2 separate regions of the Homo sapiens genome follow, and region 1 is linked to region 2. Evidence: chromatin contacts called from ENCODE Hi-C or POLR2A ChIA-PET data. All regions are on one chromosome and are shown on one strand. Each heading gives the region's core, a stretch centred on a gene start or an enhancer-like site at or near the end of the contact. The rest is flanking DNA. Distances are from core to core; before and after follow the strand shown. Region 1 holds the start of TSKU (tsukushi, small leucine rich proteoglycan). Region 2 holds the start of LRRC32 (leucine rich repeat containing 32).

Evidence for each region. A loop is a pair of places that touch in the nucleus more often than their neighbours do. ChIA-PET counts read pairs that join two places held with the same protein, here RNA polymerase II (POLR2A). Pooled maps may share reads with other maps.
Region 1: a loop to region 2 is called in a pooled map, with 2.3 times the contacts of the local background. The contact joins the promoter of TSKU here to the promoter of LRRC32 in region 2. A Hi-C loop is called at or near these places in 1 of 50 pooled maps. POLR2A ChIA-PET finds 5 or more read pairs at or near these places in 3 of 52 experiments (activated CD4-positive, alpha-beta T cell, activated T-cell and activated naive CD4-positive, alpha-beta T cell).

What each region holds. Positions count from the first base shown.
Region 1 is chr11:76,782,050-76,784,749 of GRCh38, reverse strand. TSKU (tsukushi, small leucine rich proteoglycan) reads right to left here and starts at 1,394. Exons shown (of 2, transcript NM_015516.4): 1 at 1,346-1,394. TSKU-AS1 (TSKU antisense RNA 1) reads left to right here and starts at 1,688. Exons shown (of 2, transcript NR_120562.1): 1 at 1,688-1,747; 2 at 1,894-2,169. RefSeq lists a silencer at 1,448-1,537 and enhancers at 1,089-1,733, 1,968-2,157.
Region 2 is chr11:76,669,337-76,672,036 of GRCh38, reverse strand. It overlaps LRRC32 (leucine rich repeat containing 32), which reads left to right and starts at 1,290. Exons shown (of 3, transcript NM_001128922.2): 1 at 1,290-1,423. RefSeq lists silencers at 1,146-1,345, 1,406-1,535.

The DNA of each region.
Region 1 (2,700 bases), core at 145-2,644, 110 kb before region 2:
CCCACCTCCGGTCAGCCCCAGGCACTGCAAGTCTAGACTTATCCGAAGGGCAGGGCGCACAAAGATGAAAGAAGAATCGAAGGTCTTGAGTCACCTCCTCGCCAGGCCAAGTGTGGGCTGGCGCTGCTCTCCGCCCGGCTCCAGAGGCGCGGGTTATTCCCACCGCACGCCCCGAGCCGCGAGGGAGTTCTCGCCCTGTCCGTGCCAGAGTGACCGCGACTCCGCGAAGCTGAGCAACTTGCCAGCGCCGCACAGGGGCCAGTGGCCGTCCCAGTTGAAACCTGTGTATGTGAGGCTCCCACGGCCCCCAGCCCAGCTCCGGGTCCTGTGAGCCGGCGCCTCGGGCATGCCCAGATCTGGACTGGCAGTCCCCCTCTCCCCTACCGGGTCCGAGGGTTGGCCCCCTACCCCGGGGGCGGGCTGCAAACGGAGAGTGGGTCTCAAAGCGGAGCCTGTCTCCCTACCAAACAGACGCAACTCTGGATCACACTCTTTCCAAGAAGCGCGGGGAGGGCAACGCCAGCCGCCCTGTCCCTTCCTCTCCCCAGCCCAGGGCCGGAGCCTGGGACCCACCGCTCGCCTCTTCCTCCCAGCCGGGGTCTGAGGGGGAGTCCGCACGCTCCGCCCAGCCCCTGCCCAGCCAGTCCCCAGGCGCTGCCGATCCCCCGACCACCAATCCCGTCGCAGCCCCTTGCTGTCCTGGGACCTCAGGAGGGGGAGGGGGAGGGCTGTCTGCGCCCCCGGCCGGGTAGCGGTGGGGAGGACTGGGGCTGTTGCCCGAGGAACCGGGAGAAAAGTTTGGAGCCAAGTCGTGGGCCCGAGGGGACGGCGGGGGAGCGGGGGGGTGGGGCGGCGTTGGGCTCTCGGTGCGCACACCCTCTGCGGACACCCAGCCCAGACACGTCGGCAGGCACCGACCACGTACGCGGAGACACGCGATGCGCCCACCGACGCCCACAGCCAAGCGCAGGCCCGCAAACGTGGACACGGGCGCAAAGCAGCCGCGCAAAGCCACGGACACACAAAGGCACCGACAGCGGCGCGTCCCCGACCGCAAATCCACAAAGACCCACAAACGTGAGATGCACGTGTCCGCACAAAGACCCACACGGCCCCTGGGCGTAGCCTTTGTCTCCCGCAAGACCTCTCCCCTGGGTCGGCGTTCCCCACTCCCGCCCAGCCCTAGGCGTCCGACGAAAGTTGAGGGGCCTCGGCGGGACCCAGCCCCGCCCCTGCGCCCGGCGTCCCCAGCCCGCCCTCCGAAGGGGCCGCGAGGCTAGGATCGGGGACTTGGGATCTTCAACCGCAGCGCGGACTCTCGCCCCGCCCGGGGAACTGCACTCACCTGGAAGCCTGCGCCACAGCCGCCTCGGCACGCTCACCCCGGCGGCCCGGCCGCGGGCCCTCCGGCCAGCGCTTTTCTCCGCGCGGCGCGGCCCGCCCCCCGGTCCCCGCCCGCAGCCAGGCTCCCCCCTGCCGGGCGCCGGGTGGCGGCTCGGGCCGGCCGCGGGGCGGCTCAGGGAGTGTCGCCAAAGTGCCAGCCTCTCTCGGCGCGCGCCCCGCCCGCGGAGCCTGAGCCGAGCCCGGGTTCCACTCTAGGGAGCGTCTCAAAAGTGCGCTGCTCCCGCCCCCTCTAGTTGGCCTCGCTCACAGCTTCCTGCATCCCGGATCCCTGCCCCCTCCCCCTGCGCGCCCCAGCAATCTAAGCAGATGGCCGCACTGTCGGGAACATCTGGAGGTCGCCGGAGTACGTGCCTGTGTATGTGTATGTGTGTGTATGACTGTGTGTGTGGAAAGAGAGAGGGAATTAGTTGCTAGTAAGAAAGAGATTTGGTGGGTGGGTGAGGGCTTCCTCTTTGCTTGTTCACCGCCCCTCCCCATTTTTTTTTAAAGAGTGAAAGAGGTTCAGGGACTACCGGGAGCAAGAAACCAAGAATCTGAAGCAGAGAAAGACTGGCTGAAAGACGAACCCACAGAGAAGAGAGAGCCCGGCTCGGGCAGAAAAGCTGGCAGGAGAGGAGAGAGAAAGTCAACAGATTGAGTTTTTCTTTTAGGAGGAAACCATTGGCTTCTGGTTAGAGTTCTAAGAAGGGAAACTGGCGTGTGAGTAGGCAGCAGTTTCAGTCTATTCCCCCTGCTGTAGCTCTTGGGCTCTCACCCCTCTTTATGTTAAAAAAAAAAAAAAAGGGCAGGAAAGCATCCAAGACACTTTAAAATGAGGGTTTGCAGGAGAAATGACCTGGTGGACGCATTTCCTAGGAGGGGAGAGTCAGGTGTGTGGGTGGCTCCCAGTCTACACACCCCGACAATGCCTACCTTGGGAGAGGGGCAGTTCACAGGTGGGAGAGTTGATAGAGGCTTTGGTCTTGGGCCCTGGACCTCCCAGGAGCTTCTCCTAGACTTTGGAGGGCCTCGGGGTGCAGAAATTGGGCAATGTACCTCCTGCAGTGGCCCAGACTTGTTAACACACCCAGTCTGCTTGCTGCTTCTTTCCTTATTACTTTTTCTTATTCATTAAAAAAAAAAAAAAAAAAAGGAGTTGCTTGGGCCTGTGTGTGCATGCATGCCGGTCTACTTGGGGAAGAAGGAAGACACTAGAGAGGTGGTGAGGTAGGAGTGGAGACCACTGCCCCAGGCCTCAGGCCAGCAAAATCATCTGCTGCCCAGAAAACAAACTGGTCTTGCAGGTCCTTTCTGCAC
Region 2 (2,700 bases), core at 41-2,540:
CTCTGGGTTGACCCCATCTCCCCAGATCCATCTCCACAGTGGACTGAACAGGGGTAAGAAAAGGCAGTAACTGTAGAGACTTCAGGGAATCCCGCTTCTGAGCCCAGCCTTACCCTGATTTGCCACAAGGCCCTGGGTGGTCACTTTCATGCATGTAAAATGGGGCACCCTGCCCCACTCTCAGGGCTGGTGACGATCAGGGAAGAGAAACACTGTGGAAGAGGCCCCTTCTACACTTGGAACCAGGACCTGGAGGACAGCCAGGGCCCCTCTCTTCTAGGGACCCGCATACTAGAGTCCACAGGCAGCAAGGCAGGGTACCTGTGATTTGGTAGGGTCAAGGCATCTAGAAGAGAGGTGGCTTTGGGAAAGATCTGCTTCAACCTCCAATCTAAATGACAATACCGCCACCCCATATTTGCACAGTACTTTAAAAATTCGGGCAAGATAATGCCCAAACTGAATCAGACTTAGCTTTATGAACAGATTGGGCTCAAATCACTGATTCTTATTAGCTGTGTTGACTTTGGACACGCCATTTAACCTTTTCTGAGCCTCAGGTTCCCCAGCTATAAATAGGGACCTTACTAGTCTCAGACAATTGGTTTTCATGTGTACACACTGCCCCCACCCCTAGCCTCAGCTTCTCCATCCGAAAACAGGACTTTGATGGTGCCGTTTCACAGGCTGTTGAAGGGTCCCGCAGATGATGGAGGAGTACGGGTCCAGACACTAGAGCACAATCCGGAGAGGAAAAGTGACCTGCCAGGACCCACCAGAGTGGACGGCTTGGTGCGGGGAACCCCCTCCGCGGCCGCCCCAGGGCCAGCGAAGGGTCATTTCCTTCCGCATTCAGCCCCGCCGTCACCTCGCCTGTTTGCCCCCGCGTTAAGTGCGGCGGCGCCAGCAGCTGGGAAATCGGGGCCAGGCCGGATTTCCTCTGTGGACCTGCGGCTCCTAGAGCCACCGCGCCCCCCTCCGGACCCCGCGGGGCCGCGAACTGCACGTGCGGCGGCCGCTGGGATGGGCCTCGCTCCCACGGCGCTTCCTCTGCAACCCCTCTCCCTCCCGCCCTCTCATCCCCCCACACTGGGCCCCCGCCCCTTCCCGGCCGAGGTCCCAGGGTGGTGAAGATGCTTCGCCGCCCCACCCCACTCCGCCCCCGCCGGCTCCGGATAAACCGAGGCACGGGGCCAGGCGCTAGGACCCCACGGCCTCGCCAGAGGGGGGCGTGGCGGGGCGGGCCGGCGGGAGAGGTATTTAAATTGCAGCCGGAGCGCGGGGGCTCCGGTGGGGCAGCTGAGCGGCCTGCTCCTCCTCGGGCCGTGACCCCGGGGTCTGGCGCGGGGTGGGACCCGGGGGCGGGTTTGCGCAAAATGTGCCGAGACTGCCCGGGAGAGGAGCTGCGGCCGCGCTGAGCCAGGTAGGAGCCGCCGGGCAGGCGAGGCTGGCCGGCCCTCGGGGGGCGCACTGTCGCGCGCCTCTAGCGAGCGCAAGGCGGGGGCTGGTCCCAAGGGACGCCCCCCAAACACTCCCCTCCCGCCATCCCCACTGCGCGCGTGGAGCCGGGGCTGACCCTCCCTCGGTCCCTGGGAGTTCCCCAGCGCTCCTGTCTTGGCGGATCTTTCCCGCAAAGGGGTGAGGCCGGCCTTCCCATTTGACAGCTGGGAAAACAATGGCCTGAAGACCGTGACTTGCCCAGGAACACACAGCTAGGCAAGGGCAAACCGGAATTTGAATTCAGGTTTCCTGCAACGCTCCGATCCCAGCCAGGCGTGGGGCTGCCCATCCCACAGCACTAGATGGCCTGCCCATTTCTCGTAGTGGGGTAGGGGGCACCCACCGCTCTCCAAGGGGCTCTGAACCCAGCCTTCTTCATGGGTGGTAAGATGTGAGGGGCCCCCACCCCCACGCCGAGCTGCCTGAAATTCCGCCATCACAGCCACATTCCTTTGGGTTAAGGTCTAATTCCCCCGTGGGATGCACATGTCTCCAGAACGAGGCTTGCCCTTAGTGATTCACTGCTTGACAGGAACGTCCGCAGCAGCTCTCCCAGGACCCCACTCTGCCAGTAAGTCAGCTGAGGCCGAGAGGAGGGAGAGAGGACCTCAGAGGCCAGACTGTGAGCTAGTCTGCCCTGCTCCTGCGTGTGAGGGGTCGTTGGCAGGGCTTAGGGAAGGAGACCTTGATTTGGTATAGTGGGAACATTTGCTTTGGAGACAGATGAACTGGATTCTGATCGTGACCCTGCTATTTTCTCCTTGTGTGACTTTGGGTAAGTCACTTCTCTGAGCCTCCTTTTCTTCATGGGCAAAAAAAAGACAGTTCTATTGGGGGCAGTCGGCTCAGCATGTGCTGGAGAAAACACAGTATTCAGGTCATGTAGAACTGGATAAATCCCAGCTCCAAAGCCCTTATGAGCTGGGTAACTCTGGGGGTAAGTCACTTCACTTTCCGGAAACTGTTTTCTCATCCGTAAAATGGGAATTACAGTAATTTCCTCAATAGGTGATTGTGAGAATTAAATGAGATGATATAGGTCAAGTGCTTAGAAGACTAACATCCTTAAATGTAGGGGTGGGCTTATTGTGGTAGTAGTCATTGCCCCCCGTACCCCTGCTCTTTCTCTCTCACTCTCTCTCTCTCTCTCACACACACACACACACACACACACACACACACACACACACATTCTTTGGC